2 separate regions of the Mus musculus genome follow, and region 2 is linked to region 1. A link is a loop called in an ENCODE intact Hi-C map of the cell type or tissue named here. Cell type or tissue: left cerebral cortex. All regions are shown on one strand. Links, peaks and the distances in the headings refer to the core of each region. The heading gives the core; the rest is flanking DNA. Region 1 overlaps Lrrc4c (leucine rich repeat containing 4C). Region 2 overlaps Lrrc4c (leucine rich repeat containing 4C).

Region 1 (15,494 bases), core at 4,913-12,912:
GAAACAGGAAGAGTGTAGAATTAATTTCTTCCTGTGTGCATGCCCAGGACTAGTTTCAGGAAGATTTTCCATTATAATTAACCTGTGTATAATGCTTGGTAAATTGTACATCCAGAATCAGAAGAAACCTCTCTCTACCTCTGTTATTTTCCTCATATCTCCTACCAAGAACACCATCCATGTGTCCCATTTACTCAGAAGACCAGTTTTCCTCCTGGCTATCAGGATTTCTTACACTTTCAGTTTTATGCTCAGCTTCCACTTTCCAAAATTAGCTCAAGTTCACTTTCTCATAAGGAGGAATCATTGAACCTTTCCCAACCTGCCTCAGAGATTATAGGCTTGCATCTGTACACTCCTGGTTTTAAGAACATCATAGGGCAGCACTGACTTGCCTGGAAACAGCTCGCAAGGCTGGTCCCTCAGCTTCTTCAGTGAGGATGTAACACTGATTTTCTTTCCTTCAAGACTGCCAAGTCTTCCAAGTCTGCAGACCCATGTCAAGCGTTTGACAACTGCCTCGCTTTGCTGTCAGTAGATATAAACATTCTTCAGAAGAGACATTGTTTTATCTGCCAAATCAACAACTGGCATATATTCTGTATTTCTCATTTATCTACAACTTCATATTTACTTCCAAATTTATTCTTTTTGGAAAAATACAGAGTATATATTTTTAAAAATTGAAAGATAGAGATAGTGAATGAATGTCAAAAATCTTTGAGCATGTGTCTGGATAAATTATATACCTGTAGTAAGAAATATATTTAAACAGTTCCTTTCTAGGTCATTTAAAATATTTAACAATTTCCTTCTTAAGGAAGTATGTGTGTGCTTGTGTGTTTCAATATATCTTTAAACAGTGCATAAACTCTAAAGTTCTATGCAAATGATGATTTTGTTATGTTGTATTCTGAAATTATTTTTGAATTATATCACATATATTTGTGTAGCCCAGTAAAACAAACAGCTGATTAAGGGGCAATCATTTCCCCTATTTTAAATCACAAATATTATGGATAATTATGAAATAGAGCTCCAGAAACAGATGTGTGCAGCAGCGTTGTTTGTGTGTCTGGTGAGGTACAGTAGAACCTGGCTAAATTACACTAATGAGCTAGCGACCCATTACAAATCATCACATTTGCCCAATTAATGTTGGAGCAACATAGAGAAAAAAGATTTTTAAGCAAGTCAGCTGATAGAAAGGGAAGAAAAATCCTAAAATAAATTTAAAAGACATGAGCCATGTACACACATATATACACATGCAGTATGATGCAGTGTCAAGTTTTAATTTACCCTGTTAGGGCTGTTCTAGTATCACAAGGATGTCAGAAAGTACTGCCTTGAGGGATCCTGTCTGTTATTGTGCTCTCACAATTGCTTTGTTTATAGTCTCAGGAAGCCCTAGTTCTTTTGTTGTTGCTGTTGTTGTTGTTGTTGGTAGTGGTGGTGGTAGCTTTTGAGACAGGTTTTCTCTGTGTAGTCTTCACTCTTCTGTAACTTACAGTGTAGCCTTGACCTCATAGAGATTCACATACTTCTGTCTCCAGAGTACTGAGATGAAAGGTGTGTGCCACTACCAGTCAGGAAGAACTACTCTTATCTCACATTTACTTGAGAAACTTTGTACACAAATGAGGAGGGGGGGGGGGGGAGAGAGAGAGAGAGAGAGAGAGAGAGAGAGAGAGAGAGAGAGAGAGAGGAGGGGTAATTATTTTTCTAATTCCTTGAGGTTATAAAATTTCTTTATTTTTTTGGAAATCAAAGGACAATAGTGCATTTCTGATAATTATGTTATGTATGGATTTTTTTCAAACATTGAGTATTAATAACCATTTGGAGCAGGATTTTAGACGATTTCCTTCTTATCTCAAAGGTGGTTTTAGTCTCTCAGACATAGACTACATAGACAAGACATTAATTTTATACTTTAGGTTAAAATTATACCTCCCAAATTATATCTAGATCTTCTACAAAATTAATGTATAGTTTAGTCTTTCTGATTTTTTCTTCCTTTCTCATTGTTATTAGATTGGTTGCTTGATCAACACAACACCATTTTCACCCTTTGCTCCATGATTTCAAAATGTCTTTGCATTTTATTTTTAACCTATATAACCTACTTGTTAACTTGAAAGCAAATGATCCTTCTGGAACTGCCATCTTCTTGCCAAGGATGTCGCATCTGGGTTGTCTTCTAGTTTCTAGCTTTGTTAGACTCCATTTGAAAGTTCTTTTATATATTTGCTAATGGGCTTATATTGTACTGTCTACAACTGCATAATGGAAGATCTAAAGAACAAAGTGCATCCCCCTTCAGTATTTAGTCACTCCTTGCTATGTAATAGATTGACTATGTATGTATTTTGAATTGCTCAATAAGTTTGTTGATCTGAAAGTCAAACAAGAAATTTATTCTTGGCATCCTTTAATATCAAGTACAAGGCATGTTATTTGTAAGAAGTCTGTTTTCCTTCCTTCCTTCCTTCCTTCCTTCCTTCCTTCCTTCCTTCCTTCCTTCCTTCCTTTTTCTCCCTTCCTCTCCTTCTTTCTCTTTCTTTCTTTCTTTCTTTCTTTCTTTCTTTCTTTCTTTCTTTCTTTCTTTCTTTCTTTCTTTCTTTCTTTCTTTCTTCATGTAGTTCTCCTATGTCTCACAAGAGTATGAACTTGCATAAGACAACTTCAGTGTACTATGGTCTTTCACTGCCAGATCTAGCATAATCTCTATCTGACATACAAATCAATGAATTCTTTTTCCTAAAAATGTCATGAATAGACAATCTCAGACACAAAATCATTGATTATGAAGCATTCATCATAGGAATGAAGAGATTGTGTAGCTTTCAAAGGGGCATGGAGGAGAGAACTGTCAAAAGGCTGGCAGACTGTGACTGTATGAATTTGCCTTTATTTGGCCTTTAACCTCCCCAGTGAATGCCCACAGACAGTTCTGCACTGTGGGTGAGTGCATGTAAGACTACATGTCTGTGAGAAGATAGAAAGAAAAAAATTACAAGATAACATTGCAAACAATAAATGAGAATTTTAGGTGGCCTAAACCATACAGCTAATTCATGTGAGCCTTATATTTTCCAATAAGTTTGACTCTTAACATTTTTATTACATTGGAAGAGGTAAAGGAAGGGTAGAGTGTGTTGTCCCTTACTATCAAATCTAAGCTTTAATGATTGTCCATTGCTAGAGACTAATCTGGAATGGTATTTGTGTCAGCGGTGAACTGTATTTAGAAACAGTATTGCAGTCCCCAGCCCAGTGGAAGGATTGGAGAGGATTGAATATTTGGGGTCAGAAGGAAGAGATTACTTGGCAAGGTTTTCAGATGCACAGTTACTTTTATCTGTACACATTTCATCAGGTTTGGGGATTTATCAGATTCATTGGGTTGTCAAATAGAAAGACATTATAGGAAAGGTATTCGCGATTGGATCTTCCTCCTCTTAAACACTACACATTGAAACCACATTTCAAAGATACTAATTCTTGGAAGTCTTAAAGTAAGCGAAGTGTTTTCTACTCCACTTATGGGAAACACTGGAAGAGATCGTTTGGAGCTGGGTTGTGCTGTGCATGGGAAAGTGATTTGAAGAAGTAGAATTTTATAGCCTGCATCCCACTGGCTGAGCTTCAGAAGTAGAAGCTAGTGTTATAAAATAGGCTCGCCATGATGATTATGGCCACATATAAGATTTCTGTACATCAGGCAGTGAAAGCTGGTGACTCATTTCTGTAAAAGACTTTCTGCTGTTTTAAACCAAGTTCTGAGAACTTATTGCTGCTATGAGACTTTGTCGAGTTGAATTTCTTTACCCAAGCTGCTTCTCCATGGTTGGGTGTATGTCTTTGTGAAGAAGTTCTGACAATTTAAAATTGAGATAAGCTGCATAACAACTAAAAGGATAAAAATAACTTCATTGCCAGGAGTTGCGCTGATTAAACACGGAAGATTAGTCGGGGTTGGTTTCAGCCTTTTAGCTGCCTTTCAAGGGTCAAAGTCAGGGTCTGGCATGGATGAAGAAGGGTTCAAATGACGTTTGTGGAGCTTCTGACTTCTTTAATAACAATTTTCTTCCCTGGTTCTTTTTTGGTTTAACAGTAAATTCTAGTTTGTTTGTTTGTTTGCTTGCTTGTTTTCTTGAATGATTTAAAAGCAATAGGAATTGCAGACCGGCTAAAAGAACTATAATAAAAAGAAATATACAACGGGGCCTCCCTGTCTTGGCTTCTTTAAAATTATGTATATATATATCTTACACAATTGCCATGAAAAAGCATCTAATATACTTCAAAAATCAAAGGCAACCATATATCCAAGGAATAAGATCTTGTTGGATCACATAGGCCTGTAAAATGTCTCATACTAATTTTTCTTTCTTTCAAATAGTATGCAAAGAATAATATTTGAAGAATTTTGGAAGTCTTCTGTGAAACATCTAGGTTTACTTTGATCCAATTCAATGTTTTTCAAATTTATTCAACTATGGAAGACTCTTTCATGGAACATCAGTTAAGACTTAGCAAATTAATACTGCCCCATGAAAGCTATGTGTCAACAGCGACTTAAATAACAGTTGTACTGTGGATGGGAATGTGCTTATTAGTCAACACTCACATGATTCATACACGAGTGTATACAAATGAAATCTTGCTTTATGACAGAAGTCCCTTAGGAATACAGGTTTGGGGTATTTACTCATCTTAAATGAGGCATGGAAAGCATGCAACTGGATGCTTTAATCACAGTTGAATTACAAATTCAAGTTGGGAAACCAACCTCTTATCATACTCTTAGAGGTCTGCTCACTCTCTTTAATAGTGGAATATGTGACCATTTGTCCCTGGTAACAGCATTCACATTTTCATAAAATATGATTGTAGGGACATGTTGATATTGTTCAAATACACATGTTGTATTGCATGTACAACAACCAGTATGCAAACATATTATATTAGATCAAAACATTTTTTAGTTCGATATGCTCTCCATTACTTTTAGTAATTGACATTGTACTAAGGGGCAGCATCAATAGCTGAGTCTGAATGAACACCCAAGAACACAAACCCTGTGGACTTTTAATTTCCAGAGTCTTTTCAGACACCAGCAGCTCTCCGGGAAGACCAGGTAGCCTCTGCATTGCTGAGGGTGGCTGAGAGGATCCAGTGGTTTATAGAATGCAGGATGGCTATGAAATGCATTCAGATACTGCTTCTTTTCCTAACACCTCAGCCTCAAAACAAAACAAAACAAAACAAAGAGCAGGCAAGAATAGAAAGAGTATTCTTAGCTGAGCCAGCATGATATGAATGCTGCATTAGCAGCTGCTCACTGAGCCGCAGCTGAGCAGATCTGCAGTCTTCAAGCTGCCCCACATCCTTCCTTTAATACCGGCTGCAGAAATTCCCTTGTGTCCTTTCCAAGCAGGAAGTCTAACTTCCTCAGGATGAATGATCTTTCCAATCTCCTTAGAATAGGAACTACCAGGACATAGATGGTAAGAATGCCTTTCGGCACATCAGAATAATAATGAAGTCTTATATTTATATAACTCATGATCATGGACTCCTCCCCTATGTTTTATATATATATATATTACTTAAAATCAGAGGTGGTCTTACATAAATGTAGGAGGCAGTGAAGATCTTTAGTCTCATTGATTTCCTTTGAAAGTAAAATCCTCAGAGAAGTCTATTAAACTGACTTCCATTCCTTATGCATTTTCTTTATTCCCAACAGCAGTGGGAATTCTGCTTTCTTCAGGTAAGACGTCTCCCACAATGGAGGAGATTGATGAGATATTCTGTAACAATAACTTGTGAGTCTTGATATGCTCACTGAGCAATCTGGGATGAGAGAAGAGGCTTGTGAATGTACATTTATAGGATAAGAGCAAAGACAGTTACAGGCCCATGGGTTATTATTGAATAACCACGGTGGACCTATGATAACCCATGCAGAGAAACTCTCTTAAAGGCCATTCATCAGCCATTTATTTAGTACATTCAATGGCAAGGGTAACACATGGAATGGGTCTGCTTTTAAATGAGGATCTAAACATGTAGAATTATGGGATACTAAGAACAATTAAAAAAATACATAAAAGCCAGATTTACAATTCAAATTATTTTTCTTCTTTCAAAATCAGTGGTTTTAATCTAAACCTATCATGGAAATTACAGAGAAATCAGAGTGACAGCATTTCAAGAGAGAAAAAAGGTTACACATGATTGAGGGTAACATTTCCCCCTAAAACTTGTACTTCAAATTATTAAATAATAAATGGATATAGAATTCATAATTAAATAATTTCTATTAAGTAATTTCAGGGTATAATTTCCCAAATTCACTGATTTTCATAACATTTACTTTTTACCTTTTGTTACTCTCTAAACATTTACCTTAATGCTGTCATTGAGAAATTGTGGCATTATTTGGTCATATCAGGATATTTATTATTGGTATTATTAAACTATCGGGATATATATTGGAGAGTTGGAGATACAATATAACCATCCCTTCAACCACTTATATAACATCCTAAGAAACAGCTGATATGTCCCACTACTTATGAAATGTCCAGGTTGAGTGGGACACAGAATACTACGATGCTTTGAAGTACATCATGCAGATAGTAGGGTTTATTTATTTACCCCTCCTCCATCACAGAGACTAAAAAGGTCTCCGTTCTGGATTTGCTTTCTGTATTTTGGAATGAGATTGCAATGAAGCAAAAGGATTTAATTTTAAACCTCATCTGCATAACATTGGCCATGGGGACAGCATTTTATAAGGGATGGAGAGGAGTGTATCTGTTTATGTGCCTGTGTTTGGGTGGGGATAGGACGAGTGCATGTGTGTCTTCAGTGTGTATTTCCCCCCACGTTTTCTTTGCTTTTATCTTTATTTCTTTGTCTATTTTGTAAACTGTTTTTAAAATTGTTTTAGGTTAGCTTCCAAGCCATGTGTTTTCTTGGAACTTTGATGTAACAGTCCCATTTTATTAATTAAAAGTCAGGTCATGTCTGATGTTGCTACAGCTCTACGAGAGTAGCACCCCTGTTATAATGCCATTCTTTTTCTTTTCTTACAAAAACATAGGACCCAGCTATTTCCCTCCTTAAGCCTAGCCCCCCCCCCTCCCGAGTAACTGAGACTATAAGTGTATTATACTTCTATGCCCTGCTTAAAAGAAAAATGTTGCTTTAAATATTCCATCAAGTGTTTCTCTGGCTCACTCCTGTCATCAGTTTCATTCCACAGTGTGAATAAGTGTCCTGATTGGTTTTTGTCAATTTGACACACATTTACACATTCCCTGGAAGAGGGAAGTTTAACTGAGAAAATGCCTCCATAAGACTGGACTGTAGTCAAGTCTGCAGGGCATTTTCTTCATTAATATTTGATGTGGAATTGTCTAGCCATTTGTATGTCTTGCCACCCCTGGGCAGGTGGTCCTGAGTTGTATAAGAAAACAAACTGAACAAGCTATGAGGAGCAAGTTAGCAAGCAGCATTCCTTTATAGCCTATGCTTTTGTTCCTGATCCCAGGTTTCTGCCCTGAGTTCCGTAGCTGATGCACCTGTAGCATGAGACAATCTCCACAAGTTGCTTTGGTCAATGTGTTCTATCACAATAGAAAAAAGACCTGGTAGAGCAATACACTATGTCACCTTTTAAGAAAATGTTATTGGAAACCATATACTAAAGTTTTTATGCTTAATGTTGTCATTTATGAAATGAGAAATTTTGATGAGGAGTCCTCTTGGCAATGGTCAGCACTTCAGATCGCCTTCTTTTCAGTAGATCAAAAATACTGAAAACATACCTAATATAACTTCTTAACATTTTTAAAAAAATTATTACTTTTTTTTCCTCCCAAAGTTTGCCAACTGCCTGAACAAAAGAATCATACCACTTAATCAAGATAGATCATTTCAACCCATCTTTTCTCACTGGGTACCACTTCATGGACTAGAGCCTCTGTGGAAAGGACTCTTCTGTATTATTTTTTGTATAATGTTCTCCTGAAGCTGACCACTAGATGTCTCTGTGATCACATGCTAGGCCAAATCAGACACATGGTCAACCACTTCAGTGAAGATGAACCTCACTGCAATCCCCAAACCCCAGATACCATTGCTACAGTAAGCCTTCTCTACAATAACCTAAGTAGGTGGCTCTAGACACGCTGTTTGACTATGTTTATATGATTGTGCAACTTAATATAAACACTTAGGTTCATCCGTACCCAGGAGAATCTGTGAGTGTGAAAGTTCCATTTCAATTGGTCTTGTACAAGTGAATATGCATATACTTACACACACACACACACACACACACACACACACAGAGAGAGAGAGAGAGAGAGAGAGAGAGAGAGAGAGAGAGAGAGAGAGAGAGAGATATAGAAACAATCTATCAGAATATGCACATGAAAATAAGAGATGATGCTTAGTGTTCAAAATGAGGCATGGTAACTATGGGTAGAATTGTTCTAAGATCTCTGGACACAGCTTCCCCAATGTCCCTTGGTTTGGGGACCTGTTGTTCTTCATAGTCCTTTCTCACATTTTCATTCTTTTATTTATTTTTTTCTATTTTCTCTCTCAAATGTAACTTTACCTGAGTAAAGACCAAGAGCCTATATTGGAAACTGTTTGTTTTTAACTTAATGCTTACAAAGCAGCCTACATCACAAGTTATTAGGAAATGCTTTTGTTGGAATGTTACCGGATGAGAGAACAATCCACTTGCACAGTAGAAATGTAAAAAGGAAGGTTAAGATAAATTGTTATTAAAGTACAAATCAATTAATATGATTTCATACTTAGAATTGTTATGAATGGAGATATTTAAATTTTAAAAATAATTTTGTTTGCTCTTAACATTATTAAGCAATGCCTATGTGTATGACAATACATTTTCAGATCAGCCAAGGAAAGCATGAGAATAGATCCTTAAACTCTGACAGTATCCACCAGCTTCTATCTTTGCTTTATATGAATCATACATATGGTAGTAGTCATGTAAAAACAAGTTGAGAGGAAAGAGTAAGTAAATGTTCTTAATGATTTGCACTCACATGAAAATCATAATTTTTAGAAAATAGTGCTGTACTCAGACTATCTGTAAACATTTTGGAATTAAGTCATAATTATATTCTTTCTACAAAGAGTAAAACAAAATTGAACTCAATTTCCATCCATCTCAAATGGTTACAGACTCCCAATGGATAAGAGGATACAACACTGGCTGTTTGTTGTGATTTTTAACAGTCACTTCCAGTGTATTTGGTCAGTAGTTCAGTAGATCATGCTGATCTCCTTAAACTGAGGTGCAGTTATTTCCTGAGGGCAAGAACAATAGCTGTAAGGAATTGGCACTCAGCTGTCTGAATTTACTTTTTAGCCACTTGAATGTGACAAAAAAATGCCTACAAAGGTTTACTAGCTCATGTTATTTCCGAGAATCAAAGAAGAAACAGAGAAGCATGGCATTTTCAATTCTGAGTGGTTTAAAAATGGGTGATAATAACTAACAATTACAGATCTTACTATGAGTTGTAAATTATAAGGGACTGTATCTTTAAAACAATAGCTTGCATTTATTAAGTGCCTTTTATATACCAGCTGCTGTTCTTTGACCTTTGCAATAAATAAATCATTTACTCTTCACATCCAACCTTATTACCGTTGCTGGGATCTGAGGCACAGAAAGGTTAAAAAACTTGTTAGTATCTAGAAAATCAGACTTGAACCCAGAGAGTTTAGCTCGGCGCTCCCTGGATCACTAGCTTCTTAGGAAATTTTTGAATGGTACTGGGGTTGCTTTATTTGGTGTGATTGATTCTCTCTCACTGCATATTTCCTAAACATCGTCATTGGCCAGTTTAGCCAGAGTAACAGTACCATTACTTTAAGCCTCCCTTTTTCTTCCATCGAAACTCTCAAGAGGCCTTTTGATTTCTTAGGTCTGTTGCCTTCAGAATGTTAGGTAAATCAGAAGAGTTTTTTAGTTGCAACATTTTATTTCTTATTATTCATGTTTAACCATGACAAATAGTGCAAGAACTCATAAGGACATTTACAGATCTCCTCATGGCTATTTCCCTTCTATGCTTAAGTTCCCTCTTCTATTACTTTCATTCATTGCCTAGAAAACTGCTTCTTTCTTTCTGTCAAATATACAAAAAATACTTAAGTATCTTTATATAATTTATAAATAAATTCCACAAACCCAGACACTATTGTGGATACCAAGAAGTGCATGCTGAAAGGAGCCTGGTATGGCTGTCTCCTGAGAGGCCCTGCCAGAGCCTTACAAACACAGAGGCATGTGTTAGCAGCCAACCATTGGACTGTGCATGGGGTCCCTAATAGAGGAGTTAGAGAAGGGACTGAAGGAGTTGAAGGGGTTTGCAACACCTCAATGAGGGAACACCCTCATAGAAGCAGGGGGAGGGAGGATGTGAAAGGGTGTTCTGGGAGGTAGGGAAACAGGGAAAGGTGATAACATTTGGAATGTAAACAAAGAAAATATCCAATTACAAACAAAGCAAAACATGTGAGGTACATATTTTCAAGTCAAGTCTGAATTATTTATTTAGTGAGACAATTTTTATTTGCATCTTTTTTTCATTTCTGTGATGTAATTTCATTTTTATAGCCAAATATGTGCATGTGTATATGTATAAGTATGTGTGTGTATGTGTATACATGTAGTACAATATATAATATGTATGTATGTATGTATGTATGTATGTATGTATGTATGTATGCATGTATGTATTTCCTCTCTATACCTCATTTGAGAGGCTTATTAAAACTTTCTGCTTCCTCATTACTGTACCTACACTCTCGTTACATTTCTCAAGTGCCGCAGCGATGCCCTGAACTTGGGCTACAGGATAACAGCTCAAGCACATATTCATTGTTCCTACAAATCAGAGACTCATCAGGATTTCTAGGCTTTGCTTCAAGCTGTACTGATGCCAGGTAACTTCACAAAACCTTTGTCCCAGAGTCCTATCTGATCATGCAATTTTCTATTTGCATACATTTTCCTCTTCTACTTGGACCACCCAATTACATGAAAGATGTTCATGGCTTAATAAAGTAAAAGATGTACTGAACATCAGTGGTGTCCCTATAAGACCGCCTGGTTCTGTGCGCATTGTTCACATTCTTCCCTGCGGTACTCAGTGCTGCATGAATTTCAGCTTTATGGGCTGTGAGGATTATTTAATTCCTTAGGCTTCAGTATAGGCTTCAGCAAGTATGTGATAATGTATACACTATATTTGGCACTCTAGTACTATATTTCATATACAGTTTCCTATTGTGTTATGAATAGTTATGAAAGAGGAAAAGAAAGAGAGAAAAAAGTAAAACACACCATTGCCCTGCTCTGCTATGCCATTTGTCTTGATGAAGGAATGTTATTATCTACCATTATGACAAAACTAACACTTGAACGTATGCAAAAGGGCACTCAAGTTGTCCATTGAATTTTCATGGAATTTCAAGGTAATTTCTCTTCTAATAGCAGCAGTGGTAGCAAGAGAAGCAGCACAACTGCCACTACCATAATCATCCTCACAGTCACCATCATCATCCTGACTACCACAACATTCCCTATCACTACCACCATTATCATCATCAACACTACCAATGCCATCAGCACCAAAAATCACCATTACTATGACCATCACCATCATCATCACCACCATCACTACCATTAGCATTATGGTCATCACTATCATTACCTCCAGCACAATCGCTACCATCAGAGTAACCATCAACATCCACCTTATTGTCATCACCACTACCAACACTACCATCATTATCTTCATCAATATCACTATCAAAACCACCAAGAATAAAACAGTAGACTTTACCTATTCTAAAGACACATTTCATTTTAAGTTTTCTTTGCCCATGTGTCTACTCTTGTTAAAAATTTACTCAAAAGTGATGAACAATACACTTATCTACATGGTATGGAATACTCAGTTAGCCTTAACTATTCTTTCCTTACCTAGCACATGCAGGTTACTAGCTGAATCTTCAAGTTGGCCTTAAAAATATAAGTTAGAAAAATGCAAGTCAATGAAACAAACAAACAATCAAAATACTTAAACGAGACTTGAAATGGCATCACCACTCCTGGAAATTTCCTACAAATATCTCTGCAATCATGTCTTAGTTACTCTTCTTTACTTTCCCACAACTTTGTGTATGATTTTGGGTTGCATGTCATTGACAAATAGTACACTTATCTACAAGGTTATAGAAGAGTCAGGGTTAAACATAACTATTCTTTTCTTATGGTTGTGTGCTCTTTCCAAGGCTTGCCAGATGTATCATTGTCTTAGGGCTTCACAGAAGCTATCACCCCGTCACTCAGACTTTTAGATGAAATCTCTCTTCTTTGCATGAGCTAACTCAGCTTTCCAATCAGCAGTAGATAATCTGTTATGTGACTTCCTTGAACAATTTATCATTTTGTTATTTGATCACATTGTTCAATTACTGTCTATGGACCATGGAGTCTAGTTCTCATAGGAAAAACAAAACAAAACAAAACAAAACAAAACAAAACAAAACAAAACAAAACAAAAACTCTGCTTTCTCTTACTCATCACTGTTACACTGTCCTAAAGGTTTGTGAGGCATTAGGCAAATACTCTGCATCAATAAATAAACAAACTAACTAACAAGTAAAACTACCAAAATTGAAAATGTGATTTCTGATTTCAAATTAATATAAAACACAAATGAATGAGCACTGGAGAACAACCTACCTTCAGTTCCTTCCTTTTCTGTGTCTGTTTGATTTCTATAGTCAGAGGGCAATGTGGTTCTCTTCTTGAACTATTCATTACTCTAGTTTGCATTAATAAAACAATTGAAGTAGAATTAAGATTCTTTCTTTGTCTGATGGGTTTGTTGTTGTTTCATTTGGTTTGTTTGATTTGCTATGGATCAAATCCAGGGTCATACTAATGTTTTGGGACCGAGTTCCACTCCTAATCCAAAGACCCAAACCTAGATTTAAAGAGGACTCAGGGCTTCCTTTTCTGTCTTGGAGTCACAGGTAGCAATGCTTATAAAAGATTGTTATTGAAAAGACTTAAATGTTTTGTTATCATGAAGGGAAAGGCCAGGAAGATAGGCAACATATTTAGATATTTCCTCATGTCTCACGACGAAATCATCATAAGGTCCTCATCATATAAATTACTCCAGACTATATGATATGGAATAAATAATTAACAAGTTGTAACTTAACTAAGGGAGTCTTGTAAAGTTATTGCTTTAAGCCACTAAATTTCAGTACAGTTTGTTTCTCAGCAAGAGATGGCTGAAATATACAGATGATATAACCACAATGGATCAGAAAGAAGTTAGGACAATAGGCACTAAGCCTGCTTGTTTCTGGTGGAAAATAACTCTTGCCTAGTTACAAAGCCTTTGATAACTTACCACTCACTCCCAAAGCAGCCAAGGAAGCTCATAAGTCAATTAGGTATTGCTGTCCATTCACTGCCGTAGCCCTATAATATAAGATTACTTTGAGGGCTATTTGCATAGTGATGCTTCAGCATAGCATTAAACTAGGAGAAGAAATTCCTGGTAAAACGTGTCAACACTGAGGAAACAGCAGAGGTAGTACTTGCCGATCTAATTTGAGCTGGAATGCTAACTCACAGAAATAGTCCAACAAATCTTCAAAGGATGGGCCATTAGAAACTAAACGGTATGAAGTAAGCTGAGGAATAGGAAGTAGAATGGAAATCAGCATTGTGATGCAACAGACATCTGGAAAAAAAAAAAAACCAAACAGGATGCGCTGACTATATTTTACCTAATGCTGTCATGGGGGAACAATACCCATGTCTGTCCATGAAGGAAGATCCAAACCATCTCCCTTGTTCTGTACATGTCTTCTAATATGTAGTTCTATTTATGTGAATTCTGAAGCTACTCAGCTATCAAAGACTTTCTTTGTGAACTTTTGAAGGATGGACTATTGACCAGTTTTCTTTTTGTTGTAAACATGTATCTGAAACAAAGAAATGCAAAGAAAAGTGTTTATCTGAGCTTGAGGTTCTTGAAGATGTAGCTGATCATGGTGACAGGAAAGGAAGGGCATCTGGTCACACTTTATCCATAGTTAAGAAGCAGAGACCAAACAGGAGGTGAAGTGGTTCCATTTTAAGGCCTGCCCTTCCCTCATTACCTATGTCTCCCAGTGAGGTTCCTCTACTTCCTAAAGATCCCAGAACCTTTCTAAGCAGTGCCATTCACTTGGGACCAGGTGAGCACATGAGATTTTGGAGGATATTTGACATCCAAACATCAGCAGACAGTATTTTAATTCAAAAGTTTAAAAAACCTTCATACTCCAAAGGCTCTAAAAGATGGTCAATTGGGATCTCTACCCAACAGAGCCCCTTTCTATTACCTTCTCCCCACACCTTGTATCTTATATCATGCTATTTCTTTTTTTTCTCTTTTTTTATTAGGTATTTTCCTCATTTACATTTCCAATGCTATCCCAAAAGTCCCCCATACCCAACCCCCCAACCCCCTACCCACCCACTCCCCCTTTTTGGCCCTGGCGTTCCCCTGTACTGGGGCATATAAAGTTTGCAAGTCCACAGGGCCTCTCTTTCCAGTGATAGCTGACTAGGCCATCTTTTGATACATATGCAGCTAGAATCTTCTTTGTGTGAACACATCACCTCCCCTTAGAGTTCAATACTCTCCTTTATAAAGCTGGAGGAGTACCCTATTGTCAGCAGGCTACACTGTAAATTGAATAAATAGTATTTTTAAACACTATTTAATAAATAGTGGGGAGAATAAGTATTGTTATTATTTGAAGGGTAATTTACTACTTTTGATTCACTTGTAATCACTTTATCAAAGTGTCATTCAGTAAGAACTATTTGATGCATCAAATGTCTTATAGGCCTTTTAAAAGAGATTTTCATTATCAAAATTGTTAAGAGGATTTACCAAATAGAACAGTTTGGCATCCAAAGTGTTTCCAGCCATATAAGCATTAGACCATACACAAGCACATTGGGAACTAGCAAAGACCAGAATGTGAGTTTATCCCTGCATATGTCTGCAATAATCCTTTACCAAATATGTACAACAAAGAGTTCTACGTAGTAACATGGTCAAATATTATTTTAGCCTTCCCTTGAACCTTTGTATCTCTGTGGCAATTTTAGTCACCTCATTCTTCGATTTCAAAAAACAGAGTTTTATATCATATTGAAAGACTGGTGGGATATAGATTGTTTCTTGAGTGATGCTATTTCTAGTTACCCTCTACTTAGAGCAGAGTGACTGAATAGTTAGCTTCCATGACCTGATATAGTCAATGAGAGGAAAGGGCTTTTGATTTTTAAAAAATATACTATAACACTATATTCCAAAAGCTAAGTTTAATATTACTC
Region 2 (15,494 bases), core at 3,069-11,068, 250 kb after region 1:
AAAGTGTGCATGCCTAAATTATTTTCTCACTGAAAACATATTTCAGTGTTTTATCTACCCATGTGTAGCAGGTAGATCTTTCAAGGAACTTTAGGCCATCAATTCTGATGCTGAACATGTAGAATAAGGAAAGAAGCTTGTCTGAAAGCATCAAGAGTCTTTTCCTAATGGAAGATTTAGTACACTTAAGAACGTTTTAATGAGTTCAAATCAGATTCACGGCAGACTGCACAAATGAGAATAACAAACAGAGGTCAAAATGTGCTTTCTGCATTCTTTGTTGCATCTGCTAGATCTTTGGGGAAAGGACTTAATGTACGTTGATATGTGATTGTTTCAGTTTTCAGAGAATGTAATTCAGTCTATGTCCGGTTTCATTAAGACTGCTACAGGATCGCTGGAGTAATTCGAAGAGAAGAGAGATGTGAAGGGTAGTGAGCGTGCTCACTGACGTGCATGTTTATCTTGCAGTTTACTCTTAGACCATGCATAAATCTATTATCCGATGTCTATTACAATTTAATGTTTGGTATCTTTGAGTAACTCTCCTACTCAAGTATTGTAATCACTTTAGATTTGGGATCCTGAACCATTTGTTGCCTGTGACACATCTAAGATATGTTAACAAAGACTGAAGTAGTAGACGCCGATGTATGGCTCCCTGATCTGTTTCTACATGATAGATGCTTAGACTAAATTGAAATGAGTTGACTAACACCTTCTCTGTCCATTTGTGTTTCATCAGCCTATAGCTATTTATAAAAGAAAGAGGCTTTTAGGAGAGAGGGTCTCAAATGAAAACTAACGTCTCGTCTCTCTCTCCTTGCATAATTTATATAAACTAAAAAATCTTTGGACTTTGTTACCAAGTCATTTTATGAATCAATTATTTCACACTCCATAATGAACCTATTATGAATTTTTATGCTATGTCTATAATAAAATACAAAAACCGAGGTTTAGATTTTAATACAATTTGAATTATCAGTAACCAAAGCAAGAGGAAACTTAAAAAAAGAAAGTCAGAAATCTTTCATGAAGTTTTATATTATTCTAATACAATTCCTAAAGTTTGAAAATAAGAACAGCTTTAGTTATGCAGAAAAATAACTTTATTTATTGTCATTTCATAGAGGAGGAAACTAAAGGACCGAGGTTATAAACCTAGCTCTTCATAGGGCAAGGTAGTAGACTTCAATACTTCAGTTATAAAGCATATCCCTGAGCCGAGACATGTCAGGTGTTGGGGAGGTATCCATCTTTGTTGTGATGGAACATGCGTCATCTCTTCCTCAAGCTCTCACTCTATTTCCTAGTGCAGGTGTCTTACTTATATTTTACTTATTCATGTTCATTTTCAAAGAGGTTATAGAGAATTGGACATGCTCAATATCGAAAAACATTTGTGGAAAATGAGACTATGCATTTCTTGTAGTCAGAGAAGAATAACGTTTAATCTGTCCACCTGACCTTCCTGAGATACACTCCTTATTCTCACATAAAGCCAAGTGAACAGAAGGATAAGTATTAGTTGATTTGAGAGTAGTAACTGGATATTATAGACCGTGTAGATCCATTACAATGTGATAGAAGGACCACCAAACCCTTCTTAACTTCCACTATGACTTCATGAGAACTTTATATGTTATCTATTAGGATATCTTTGACATAGAGCTGTGTCCTATACCTCAACAATATATAAATGAGAAACAGTAAGATTTCTATTTCTTTCTCATCTATATTTTTTATTTGCTCTGTTCTTAGCCTAGTTTGCCAAAGAGTAGAAGAGAAAACACTTGTGCCTTCAGGTTTATATACATTTATATGTTAGACATATTCACCAGCCTATTGCTGACAATTGATAATGTGTTTTCTTCTTGAACTTCCATAGCAAAATGCCACTGACTGTGTGGTTTAGGCAACAGAATTTAAAATATATATATATTCTCACATTTCAGGAGTTCTGATATTCTAGAGAAGGGTAGGAACATGATTAAGAGGGGCATGAGAGACAGAGAGGGACTTATGTCTTCTTTTTTCTTACACAATATAATTTTCTATGACTAAAACATACTAGGTGTCCTTTTTCATTTTCTTTTTATATTTAATTTTACCTTCTGTGAATCCAGTGTCCAAGTTGAGTCATGTTCGAGTTTAAAAGTTCAACGCATACATTTCAAGGACACAGTTCTGCCCGTGATAGTTTAAGAGTTGCCAAGATTCGTGCCTTGTAACACATGATAAGCACTCGCTCCACTGAAGCAGATGTTAAAAGTGGTAACTTCATTTCAGAATCAACCCAAGAGTCAATCTCAGCTGTAGCAGTGAGAGGTGAAGAGGGAAAGGATGTGTTTTGAGAAAAACTTTATCCCCAGCTGTGAGCTTGTAAAACCAGAAGCTTTCATGCAAGGTTTGGAGAAGTATAATTTAGATAATCACATTCTAAAGGAGAGGAATCAGAAAATATCAAGGGAAAATATTCCCAAGAAAGTTCAAAATCCATCAAGGCAATTTCAATTGATTTTAAAGATTGAAAGTAAACAGCTCTGCCTGGCTGCTGGGTACTTCAGGCTTATTAAGATGGGAGCATTGTCTTTTAGCTTAGACTTCCTCATCTCTCAGAAAAGGTCCTAATTGTTCAGCTCTACAGGGTGCCCAGGCTCACAATCCTGTCCCCAGCCTGTGAGTTGCTGGCCAATTTTTCCCTAACTTGCTAACAACCTGGGGGTGGCCTCTTTCTTTGAATCTTAGAAGGGAGCAATATTGCCCTGTAGGAAGAGTAACTGCCAGAATGGCCTCCAAATTGTCTGGTCAGTCAGGATTTTTTTCTAAAGACTATTCAAAGTCTTGGTAAGAAAGCATTGTTCCACTCCCTAGTTCCTGAATTTGGACAGCAGGCCTTCATTCTGCCCTATTGTTTGTCTCCCACTTAGTTCCAGCTGGCACTATCTGCTAGAACAATTTCATTTCTATTTTTGACTGTAGTTAAAAATGGCTAGTAAACCCTCTTCATACTCTCTTTCAGAAAGGAATTATGGGTAGCAGAGTCGCACCTTTGATGTTCAATCCAGAAAATGGTTTTAGTGTTTTGTTTTGGTTTTTGTTTTGTTTTGCTTTCCCTATGGGCTATGGCAGAGCATTTTTCAAATCTTCAGAGTATTTTTTGTTGTTGTTGTTGTTGTGATTATTTCACCTGACAATTCCTTTGATGTCTTTCACACCCATCATATTTTGCAAAAAGTACTGATTAAAAAAAAAAAAAAGCTGACTGTGCCTTCAACACTATTATTATATTCTTTCAAAATGAAGGTATACAATTGTACAAAGGTATGTCTTACACAGGTCTTTTGCAATGTACTAGATAATAATTTCATCATATTCTTGCATCATATTCATCACTTACTTGTTAACCTGTAATGACTCAATCCTCATTCTTCTCTGAGATGTCATAGACATGTCTCTCTTGTTTCTGAAACAGAATCCAGTGTATACTCAGCTGGCCTCAAATTATACAGCACAGGCTGACACTGAACTCCTAAACCTCCTGCCTCTGTCTCCTAAGTACTAGATTTACGTGGCTACACTATTAGGCCCAGAATATACAGTGCTAGAAAAAGAACCCAAGTTTACAGATCCTAACCCAGTGTTCCATCAAATGAGCTCTACACACAGTCTGAGACTCCACTTCAATGGTGTCATTTCTCCCAACATTATGTTTACAATAATAGGTGCATTTTGAAAGACGACTCAGCTGTGTTTTCCAAGCTCCCCTCTTCTCCAGGACTCAGATCACTTCTAGTTAAATGAGAATAATAATAGTCTCTGCTTCATAGCGCTTTCATGATTGTTAGATTGGCTAGCACATAAGAAACAGTAGTGCTCAATCCACAGGTACACACACAAAGAAGATAAGGATTGGGGGCTTGAAGTTTCCCTGCCAAATCTACTGTAAAAGGTGGTAAGCAGTGGGGATGGAAGCCTGTCTTGATCTGCACTAGTGTGGATTTGAATCCTGGCCATTATTTAGAAGATATATAAGTTTAAGGAACAAGGATTGACAGCTTTGTTAATTCATAGATAAAGTTAGGAAAATACAATATCTCCTTTTTTTTTACACAGAATAACGTTTGAGTGATGTCAACATTTACTGTCAACATCATCTCTCACCGTGAACACTTTCGCAGCTTCCCAATTGTTCTCAATGTTGCCAGTCTTATCTGTACAATAACTCATTTTCCACACAATTTTCCAAGTAAAGTATACATTGAAGTAGGAGACTTCCCTGTGTAATATGTTCATTGACATTCTACCATGTCAAAAATAAGTGCCAATCCTAAAAGGGTGGTCTATTTGTTCCTATACAGACTCTGAATAGCCCAATCTCCCATCTTATCAAAAGTCACCCTTCCTTTGTTTGCTCTGCTCCAATCATGAGTGAATTCTGAGCATACTGAACTGTTTCTTTTCTTTTTGTTTTTTGTTTTTGTTTTTGTTTATGCTTTTGAAACTTTGAGCTTGATCAGGTCCTTTGTATATGTTTACACACAATACTCATTTCCATAAAACCCAGGAAGAGTTATTTCTCCTAGCGTGCCTCTCCTCAAGGACATACAGAAATATCATTTTCCATCATGTCATCTAAAGTGGACAATTCTCCAGGCTAATCTACATTCTCTCACACCTCTCACATGACTTTTCAAACTTTACAGACATCATGTTTATCTGGATCTTTACTTATACATTGTTTCTCTTGTCTGACACTTAAAGGTGTAAGTATTTCCTGAATTGTTCATATTATCTTTCACAGTATGTAACACACAGTAGGTGTTCAGTGACATAATATGAAGAAACGAATAAGGCAAGAGAGAGATCCTCTTACAACATAAAAGGTTTTTAGTATACTTTTTGCACCACTAAGAGAAATTAAGCCAGAAGATGGAGGTCTGTGTAGACATGTTTCACTGACATGTGGAGAATGCCATTCACTGTGGAATCTGGATTCCATGAGGAAAGAAAAGAATCACTGTCAAGTCTTCTGAAGCCAGGAGTCTGAGAACTGCCACCATTCAGAAGAGGAAGTGTGTGTCTTTTCAGGTCTTGCTTCTGACAGTCAACTCTTGGATTGTTAGTTGGGTCTGTGCATAGCTGCTGGAAGCTGCTTAGTTAAGGATTCTGGTATCAAATACTTTCTGCCATAGTCACTCTGTCTCCCTGGGGTTAAGTGTTGAAAACACGAGATTGTAACAAGTCTAAACCAACACTTGTTTTGGCAAGCTGGTTAACCAGGCTGGCATTTACCAGGAACACCTCTACCTTGCATCATGTCTTTTTTCCTTCAAAAATAAAATAGATAGGAGGATAATCGTAGTTCCTGGTCATCTGCATCACAGCCTATCTATTTCTAGAAGGCCTGGAGAATACTTTCTTCCAAAATCTGTTCTCAGTGGCAGCCGTTGTCTTACTGAAATTGCTTTTTCTGCCTCCACCAGCTGGACACTCAAAAACATGATATGACGAAGTCCTATTTAATTTTGTCATCCTATCATCTCAACGAACGAGGAATGTGAAGCCTCATCCTGATATAACAATTGTGCGTGGCAGTTTCACATCCAGAGTGGGAATGGCATGCCTGGCAAATGCCTTCTTCCTGTCAGTGATTTCTTCACATGACATCCTCCCACAGGTTGTCTTGAAGGGCAAGCATTACCAACTGGGAATATTGTGTACACAGATATGTCATCGGCTATATTGGCACTAGCCCTTTGATGGCTAACTTTATTACAGGTATCATTGTAATAAATATTAGCCAACATAAACATTGGTACCTTGAATGCTTAATGCAGTGGATGGGGAAGCTGAAACAATAGAGGTTAAATTTGGCATATAAATTTACCCAATCATGTCACAAGGCAACCTGGCATATTATGTTGTATAGTGATAGCATCCGCTTGATCAGTAGTCATCCCTTTATGTGCATTGGCTTTCTTTGTCTGGCCTGTTGAATATAGAACTATTTGCATTTATCAAAGTAAAGACTTCCACTTTAATTTTTAATGCTACTTATCTAAAGCCAATACCTTCAAAGGGGCTTTTTGTGCATCTCTCAGCAAGATTCCAGGGTTGTAATTATAATTCTGCATCTAACTTTGCCGGTGTTGGAATGTTATGACCAAAGCAACTGCCTTCCACTTAGTTCCTAAAGTGAGATTTTCAAAAACTATAGGATGTATGTTCTATATCATGGTAGAATTTTTGGTAATGGGTCATCAAAACGATGCCATATTTAGGATGAAAGGTAAGGGCCATGGACCCCTTATTTTCATTATCCACATTTCTATGTAAATTCCATCTTCATGGAAAATAAAGCAAAAGGAATAGTGAACCACTGAGAATGAAGTGAGTTTAAGGGGTCTTTGAAGCAATAGATCCTCCATGATGGCTACAGCCCAGGAAATCAAAAAGAAGAGCACAATTGCAATGCACTGCCCTCTACTGATCAGGCATTACACAAATGCAGCTCCTATATCTTATCAACCCTGTGTTAGTTGAATTTTTGCACATATACGCGTTTCCTAGACAATCACTTTAATATTAAGTAGATCTCTCTTTTATAGCTTCTTTTCTTTTTTATTAGATATTTTCTTCATTTACATTTCAAATACTATCCTGAAAGTCCCCTATACCCTCCCCCCACCCTGCTCCCCAACCAACCCACTCCTGCTTCCTGGCCCTGGCATTCCCCTGTACTAGGGCATATAATCTTCGCAAGACCAAGGGCCTCTCCTCCCATTAATGGCCGACTAGGCCATCTTCTGCTACATGTGCATCTAGAGAAATGAGCTCTGGGGGTACTGGTTAGTTCATATTGTTTTTCCTCCTATAGGGTTGCAGAACCCTTCAGCTCCTCAGGTACTTTCTCTAGCTCCTCCATTGGTGGCCCTGTGTTTCATCCAATAGATGACTGTGAGCATTCACTTCTGTATTTGCCAGGCACTGGCATAGCCTCACTATTGCATGGAATTTCCACTTCATCTTTCTCCAGCTTCAGAGACATTCCTGTAAAGATTACCACCATGGCTGAAAGCACGTTCCCATAGCTTTAGGATTCCCAGTTATATGATTAACAACTCACAGAATGTCACTTGCCTTAATCATAAAATGGCAATTTTAGAAGCTCATTTTCAAAACTTGGTAGAAGGAAGAATGGAATTAATTATACAGAGAGTGCAAATTTCTCTAAGGTGCATAGGTAAACTTGGGGGAGGGCAACTGAATTCTTTTTCTAATTAATTGATGAAGTAGAACTAGTGTTATAGGAATGGAAATTTAGAGTTGGAAAGTCAAAACATTTCTGCAATTCTTTTAATTTTTTTTTATAGACAGAAAAGGTTAATCCAATATCTGCATAATCATTTTTGACATCACTTCATTTTTAAACACAGGATTTTAAATCTCTCCATCCATTCACCAACTTATATATGATGACTACATGATTATTAAGGAGACAGAGAGTATTTAAATAATCTATACTCAGTAAAAAGTTAATGTGTCAAGTAGGACAAGAACTATTTCCAAGGAAGGGAATAAGAATGTGTTGCTGAAAAACTTGTCTGGAAAGGCTCCTACCAGGCTGAATATAAAAACTTGATTGTTTTTCTCAGGGTGTGTGGACTTATACATATACATATATATGCATGTGCTTATGTGTGTGTTTGATTATTTTGGGGTACAGAGAAAAACCTAAGCAATAGTGAAAAAAGAAAACCCACGTAATACATAAAAGCTAAAGAAATCAGCGTTTTTTTTAAATAAACACTTCTGAATAATTAACTTTTTTGTGAAATTTTGCCAGTGCCAAAATCTTTCAGAGTAATATAATCTCCTGAGATGGTTTATCGCACTTATTAAAGATGCAAAATTATTATTTAGAAGAGGAAGGGAAGGGCTTCAGATCTTTGAATTTGTAAATAGGCTGATGTTAGATGAGGGTGGAGAACATTCTTCATAGATTCCGAGGAAGAAACAATTTACACATGAGGGCTGTGGAAACGAGGTTGGGTAGCATCTTCAAAACTATGGAGTTAGCACTTTCCTGTAAGGAGCTTTTGTGTGTAATTGATTTTCCCTGTGAAATTAATGAACTCCTTTCCAAAAACGCAATTGGAATCACCGAGGATGAACTTGGAGACTCAATAACGCCAGCAGGACTTGAAGGGTTAATTCTTCAGTCACCACTAGGTGTCAGGTTGGGACTGGTTTTGGGAACTTGCAGGCTCTGACTGGCTTTAAGTGAGAACAGACAACCTCTCTGTTCCTTTCTGCCACCGTGCTGCTTCCTTAAATAGAGACTTTTACACTGCATATGTCAAATCTTTGGAACCTTTCTTTTTTGTCTCATGGGTGTTTACAGCATTTAAACTTTTCACCCCAGCATGAGCCTCACAGGAAGGGAGTTTTGAAGAGGAGAAATACAATTTAAAGGGGGTCAGCATTTGTGGGCAGATTCTTTTTGTCAGTATCCCCCAGAACCTTCTTCATTCTCTGTCACGAAACACTTAGAGTTTACATGCAAGTTGACAACTAGGTTTGCTTAGGCCCTGTAACCTTCAGTAGAGATAAAAAGCACCGAAAGCAAGGAGGTGCAGACTCACTATGTAATTTTGAGCATGTAGTAAAGGTTTGATTCATTCATCTTTACATCTTTAAAATGAGTATATCACTTGAGTAAGAAAGAATACATAAATTTTATAAAATCTCCCTAGAAACTGTAAATTAAGAAGTAACTTTATAGTTAAGGTCTTGATTCTGAGACAGAGTAAACCATAAGCTTGGTGCCCTTGTTTGCATAGAGGAAATACCACTAATGCAAAACTGCAGTGCTTGGATCTCTTGTAGAATGTCACTGGAACAATTCCTTATAGGAAGGTTAGCATGGCTGGGGTATTATAGGCAAAGGATGGAGCTGTGTAGGAAGAGAAGATGTAAAATTAAAGAATTTGACCATTATGTTAAATAATCTGACGGAATTACTCTAGCACAGGCAGCAATCAAAATTGTATACAGAAGAAATATCCAAAAGGTTCACAATAAAATCTAAGCTAATTAATATAGCCTACACGGTCTTATCCATCTTTGCATCTTCATATCAACTTTTGCTCCATTTAATTGCCTTGTAAATCTGTAATCTAGAAGTGGAATTATTTTATGACCAAAACTACTCGTCACTGAGAGCCTTTCTCAGCCCATTTTGATCATGTTAGCACAGCTCAGCTCTCTCTGTGGTGAGTACAATCACCAGCTCTTCATTAAGTCAGTTCAATACCATGCATTGATATATAATACAGTTCTAGGCAAAGAGACACGAGGAAGGCTAACGCTTTATGGTCCAAGTTTAAGAAAGAAACATTTAAATATACAGATAATTCCTGATTTGAGGTATTATGCCATATGTGCCAGGACAGCACACCCACGATCTGATGGTTAGCAAAAATGTTGTGTAAAGCTGAGCATGTGGAGTCTATGGAAATACCAGAGGCTTTTGAAGATGAAATTGAACTACTGAACAAATCCAAGAGCAACTATCTTTTCTCCCACTGCTTGTAAGAAATCACTCAGTTTTAGAATACATGGTAAATAAAGTAGTCATCTTTTATATTACTGTAAAAATCAATAATATAGAGAGTATGGAGAGAGAGCTCAGAGAATAAGAGCATATATTGCTTTTCAGAGGATCTGGATTCTTGTCCTAGAACCAGGCATCTCACAACCACTTACAACTATGGATCAGAGGGCATCTGACACCTGTGACATGTGTGGGCCTCACCACACACATATTCATATGTATAAATTAACACCCACACATACATAATTAAAAGTATGTTTTAAAATAATATAGCATTACATGATTAGAGCCATGAAAGGACATAAAACCCACGCTCATGCAACAATTATTGAGCATGATGAGTTATTAATGGTAAATTCTTCATTACACATGCCCACTAGCTTTTTTTTTTTTTTTTTTAAGGAAAAGAAAGAGTGACTGGAGATGAAATCACTAAAACAGTTAAAACCAAGTTTTAGAGTCTTTTTTTCTTCAGTCTTTTCAATTTTCCAGTGAATGTAGAATATCCAAGAGACCGGCTTTCCCTTTATAATCCTGTAACATCTGAGCTCCGTAATGATCTCTGCATTATTTCGGAGTCTTCCTGTATATTAATAAAAGCTTGCTCACCACTAATACTCACGCAGCTCGTGTATTTAGTGAAATGCCCCCGCGGAAATTCTCTTTTCCCAAGACCACTGGTGGGTGCTGCTTTTGCATCCCAGGCTTCTCACTCACACCTTCTCTTTGCCACTTGCTTTTTCTAAGTGTTATCGTACACAGGGAACCTAGGTGTTATGCTTCCTTTTTATAGACTTGAATTTGTTCTTAGCTTCTCAAACCTGCATGTCACCACCTCCTTGAAATAACTGCTCTTTAGATCCAACTCTAGTTTATTGACATTTTTTCCTAAGTACTGAAAAGTCTTGTTTTTAATAACAGAAATAATAGATATTTAAATACTTTCTGACTTCTCACTTCCTGAAAAGATGATATTATACCAGAATTATTCTTTCAGGCTTAGTACCTGCAATGCTTATTCATAAAAATCATAGGTTGTAACACACTATTGTTTAAATAAAGTTATAAACAATTTATACATGTAAAACTTGCAAATATTTGATGGTTAAGGTCAAACAATAGCTAAGAAATAAGACATAAAATAATATAACTTTATTGTTTCAAAATTCTGTGGAATTGTTCCTTCCCAAAATTATCTGTTATTATTTAAATGTTGGGATCCAAGAGCATATCATCAAATTATGATGGTCTTTAAAATAAGGAGTACATTAAATGCCATATATCTGTTTTATACCCATAAAGTTTCTACTCCAGTCTCAGTGAGATATGTTAGTGTTTGGTATTGAGTTCAAGATGAAGGTGATGGTAGCGAGTTGTGATAGAGTGGGTAGATTTTTACTGCCACTGATATCAGTTTATGGATGCTAAACACTTCCTGGTCAATCGGCACTTAGATGAGATGTTTATTTGCATTGATTGTCGATTATTTGCTTACCCACTAACCTGCAATGTTTATGTTGTTATTTTCCTCTATACATGATAATACACCTCTAAAACCTCCTGAGTGTTCCTGTTAAAAAACATGTGTGTCATCGTCTGTCTTGAGGGGCAGTGCCTTGAAAGATACTAAGCAAACAACGGACAGCTGGGTGGCATCCAGCACTTCCTAGGTGTATGAGTCAGAAGGAATATCTGTTTATGATGCAAAGGCATCCTATGGGAATCAAAAGAAAGCGATCCCTATCTCAGTTTTGGTTTTGCTGGAAAAGAGTTTAGGGAGGCTTTTCCGGTCTCCTTCAAACAGGTGCTGTTCAGTGCTCAGCTACTTGCTGAAAAATAATTTCACACCTGCAAATTCTCTCAAGAACGAAGCGCAATGACATAGAGGACAGGCAGGTAGATTTTCCTTTCTTGTTATTTCCTGACAGTTATTTATTTATTTAGCACAGCACCAGTCAGATTGCAGAGCCCAATAAAATGATAAGGCTGCCCTCCCGAATGTCAGGATAGGTATCAAGATCCACTCCTTTAGGGGCCTTTTAGAAATAGAAAGATCCGAATCTGAGCTTTATCTGCTAAAAAGCTTATTTTCTAAAATAGTGTTGTCTTATGTTGTGCCCATGAAGGACGCTTCTGTGTGTAGACATCCCAGGCTTATTTCACTGTCAGACAACAGCAAAAGGCTTTACTTTATTTACTACAACACTAGGACTTGATGAAGGTGCAGTATCAACTTCCTGTTCCAGAAAACCGGAACTGTTATATACGACTTTTCTTGCTTTTGACCAAGAGTCCACTTCTTATAGTTTAGTCCAGTAAATCACAGAGGGAATTTCAAGTTGAAAGCAAAATTGCACATCAAAAGTTTCAAAGATAAGTATGATATTACACAAAGAATGAAAACCTTCATCAGACATTTAGTTTTCTGTCTACAATAATATATGATTTGATGTCTTGGTGGAGCCTGGTATTGATGGCCTTTATCTCCAAACCTGATAAATATGGGTTATAAGTGAAAAGGAAACCTTGCAGAATCACCAAAATATTGTGGGCATGTGTGTGTGTGTGTGTGTGTATCCACCAATCTATATACCTGCCCATTTAACCAACTATCCATCTTTGTTTTAGCGTATACATTCATTCATCTTTCTATCAGACTGTCCAAAGTGAGACCTACAGGCAGATGATGGGCCATGACAGAGATGGATAGTCAGGCCATTGATTCAGAGATGTTAGTCCTTGCCCTTTCATTCCACATCTATATCCAAAAATTTAGCATCGTGAGCAATTTCTATTACTTAAGCTTTGAGTCAAGTGTTCACCAACACACAGCTTGTGTTGTTGAATATTTTCAGGAATGGAATTTGAATCTCCTATATTTCATGTGCAGCATATCTTTAGTGATCTCTACTTCATCGTTTGCACCTGTCATATGCTTTTATGACATGTGCCTTGGAGACTTGAGAGAAAGCTCAGTAGTAAAGGTTGACTTAATGGGTAAGCCTTAAGGCCTGAGGTGATCTCCAGAGTCTATGTATAGGTAGAAGAGACAATGTTACAGAGTTGTTCTCTAACCTCTTCACAAATGCTGTGGTACATGCACAACTTCCATGTCTTCTCTACGCTCCCTTCCTCCACCCCCCCCCTCTCTCTCTCTCTTTCTCTCTCTCTCTCTCTCTCTCTCTCTCTCTCTCTCTCTCTCTCTCTCACACACACACACACACACACACAAACACATTAATAATGCATAAAATACTTTTAATTATGTGAGCCTTTTATCCTAAATTGCGAATAATCTGAGATATTTATTGAAGCTTTGAGAAAAGTGCTGTTTTCACACTTTTATATGCTGCTTGCTTACTCAGTTATCACACGCAGACCCTTCTCTACTCCACTTAAAGGAAGCATCATGCTGACGGTATCGTGTAGTTATTCAGAGCTTGCTTTGTGAAATATCAAAGAGGTGTGCAGCCTATTATTCAGTTCATACCTCAATATCAGTTCTTTTTCATGTGATTTATTTATTTTGCCTGCTTGCCCTCAAACACATACTCCTAAAAAGTTTATGAAAAGCAAACGCAGAATAAAATTTACCTATATTAATGCTGGGAGTTTCTTGGTGTATTATCTGTCTCTAAAATGTACCATGTTTGAAAGCCAAGGAGAAAAATGACACTTTGCACAATGGGAATGATTCTGTATAATCAACTGACTTTATCTAGGTACAATAATTAATAGTGTCTTTTATTTGTGGCAGAATTATGGTTAGCCGGTGTGTTATATTTTCTGTTGTTGGAATTTGAAAAAGGAAGAGTCCGGTCCTGAGGAACCTCATTTTAATAATATTTACCATGGTGAACAATTTACAAAAGGCATTTGCCCACAATCTGATTTGTTTTGTTAATCAAAAAAGAAGAAGCCTGTCATGGTAATAATAACTGGAGAGATAAAACTGGGCTAGGGGTGTGGGGAGAGAATGTATTGAGGGCACTGTAGGGGTGTGCAGAAGAGCAAAATAGAAACTTTATCTGAAGCACATATTTATCCACTCCACAATAAGACAAATAAAATAAATGTGAAACTAAATGAAGCTTTCATTTGGTGTGTATGTGCTTTAATGAAGTTTATCCCTTTGTTACTCTCTGCAAGAACAGAGTCTAGATACAGTTTCCCTAGTTAACTCTATAGTCAAGTGATTCCTCTCCATAACTACTATAATCAATACATTCCACTGCAAAAAAAAAGAATAGAGCATATTTATATTATCTATTAGCACATAGCAGTGTGACTGTACACAGTATGTTGAAACAATATACATTAGGGTAGCACAGTTTCTGCATAGGCATCTAATAGGATTTCATAATCTTGCTCAGTTCAAGAACTAACAGGACTGCAATTAATCTCTTGTTTAAAGCCTAGTTTGCCTATCAGGCTTGATTGGGAAGAATGCTAATGTAGGTTTTTTTTTTTGGTCAATTTTGATAGGCTTTTGGACCAAGTGTCTTGGTTTCTTCCTAGCTGTAGGTTTTAAGAGAGCTCTCTGTTCCCAAACATAAGAACTTTTCAACACAGCCATATGTTTCTTCTAATCAGCTTCTTCAAACAGGAGGGAGTCTAACAAGATTGGCATTCCAATCCCACATGCGTGGCTTATAATATAGAAATCTTACTCTGTATTTGTGTTGGTTAGTTTCCTGTCACTTGATACAAGCTAGAGTCATCAGCGAGGAGGGAGTCTCAAAGGACAGAAAATGTCTCCATAGGATAGGATCCTTGGTAAACCTGTAGGAAAGTTTCTTATTTGATAACTTATGGAGGAGGGCCAATCCATTGCGGGTGGTGTCATTCCTGGGCTGGTGCTTCTGATTTCTATAGAAAGCAATTGGGCAAGGTTTGGAAGCAAGCCAGTAAACAGCACTCTTTCAGGTCCTCTGCGTCAGCTCCTGCCTCCAGGTTCGTGCCTTGTTTTAGTTCCTGCACTGAGTTCCCTTGCTGATAAACTGTTATGTGAAAGTGTAAGCAGCACAATTTGCTTTGGCCATGGTGTTTCATCGCAGAAATAATAACCCTTACTAAGCTTGCATTCATTCTTGAGAAGACACAAAGGTTTGGGGCTAGGGTACCAAGAAAGGAAGCTCATGGGTTTTATATCTATTTTAGAAAAATATAACTGTTCCCTTAATCTTGTGAGGTGAACTAATTAGCCATATGTAATTCAATGTGTCTCCAAAAACAAGAGGACTAGAATTTAGAAACTCAAGAAGATAATTTGAAAATCTTCTTAAAATTTCTTTGGTCATTTCCTAGAAATATGTTTAACTCATTCATATGACAAATGTGAACTTATGTAGTAGAATATATATGTATGGATACATAAAAAACTTATATGTGCCAGACACTATTACAATGCTGTTAATGAGTTCATAAATAAAATTGATTTTTTGCTTTCCTGAACCCTTCATAAGCATGAGGAGACAATAGTGAATGGATAACAAAATGTAGTATGCTAATTCAGTAGATGTTCCATGTCTAAAAATAAGTTTATATACATTGCTGGAGAATTTGGAGCATGTGGTGTTTCAGATAAATACTCATGGAAGAATTCTTGAATATGCAGATATTGAAGCAGAAAGTTAAATGAACTGTGTGAAATGGAGGTGTAAATATGTGGTCTCAAGAAGAGGAATAACCCAGTGAGTCTTGTATTCATTGTAAACAGAATGATAGAAAGTCAGTACTTCCCTGTCACTCTGGATGAGATGTCATTGTCTTTCTTTCTTTTCTTTTCTTTTCTTTTCTTTTCTTTTCTTTTCTTTTCTTTTCTTTTTTTTTTTTTTTTTTTTTGGTTTTTGGTTTTTGATTTTTCGAGACA

The links. Hi-C counts contacts between places; a loop is a spot of excess contacts. Peaks named below come from ENCODE experiments on the same cell type or tissue, not always from the same donor. Only the 100,000 strongest peaks of a DNase experiment are listed, where the experiment ranks them.
Region 2: a loop joins it to region 1, with 6 times the contacts of the local background. A loop is called at or near these places in 8 of 42 quality-filtered maps.

Annotation. Positions count from the first base shown.
Region 1 is chr2:96,329,489-96,344,982 of GRCm38, forward strand. The region is part of intron 1 of Lrrc4c (leucine rich repeat containing 4C); the gene reads left to right. Among named protein-coding and RNA genes, the nearest start is that of Lrrc4c, 19 kb to the left of the region's middle. In left cerebral cortex, for the core only: a CTCF peak has its summit at 8,061 (motif pointing right); DNase peaks (open chromatin) are centred at 5,294 and 8,065; H3K27ac peaks cover 1,102 bases.
Region 2 is chr2:96,577,608-96,593,101 of GRCm38, forward strand. All of the region lies in intron 2 of Lrrc4c (leucine rich repeat containing 4C), which reads left to right. Among named protein-coding and RNA genes, the nearest start is that of Lrrc4c, 270 kb to the left of the region's middle. In left cerebral cortex, for the core only: CTCF peaks have their summits at 6,492 (motif pointing left) and 8,224; DNase peaks (open chromatin) are centred at 5,500, 8,258, 8,856 and 9,424; H3K4me3 peaks cover 311 bases; H3K27ac peaks cover 3,075 bases.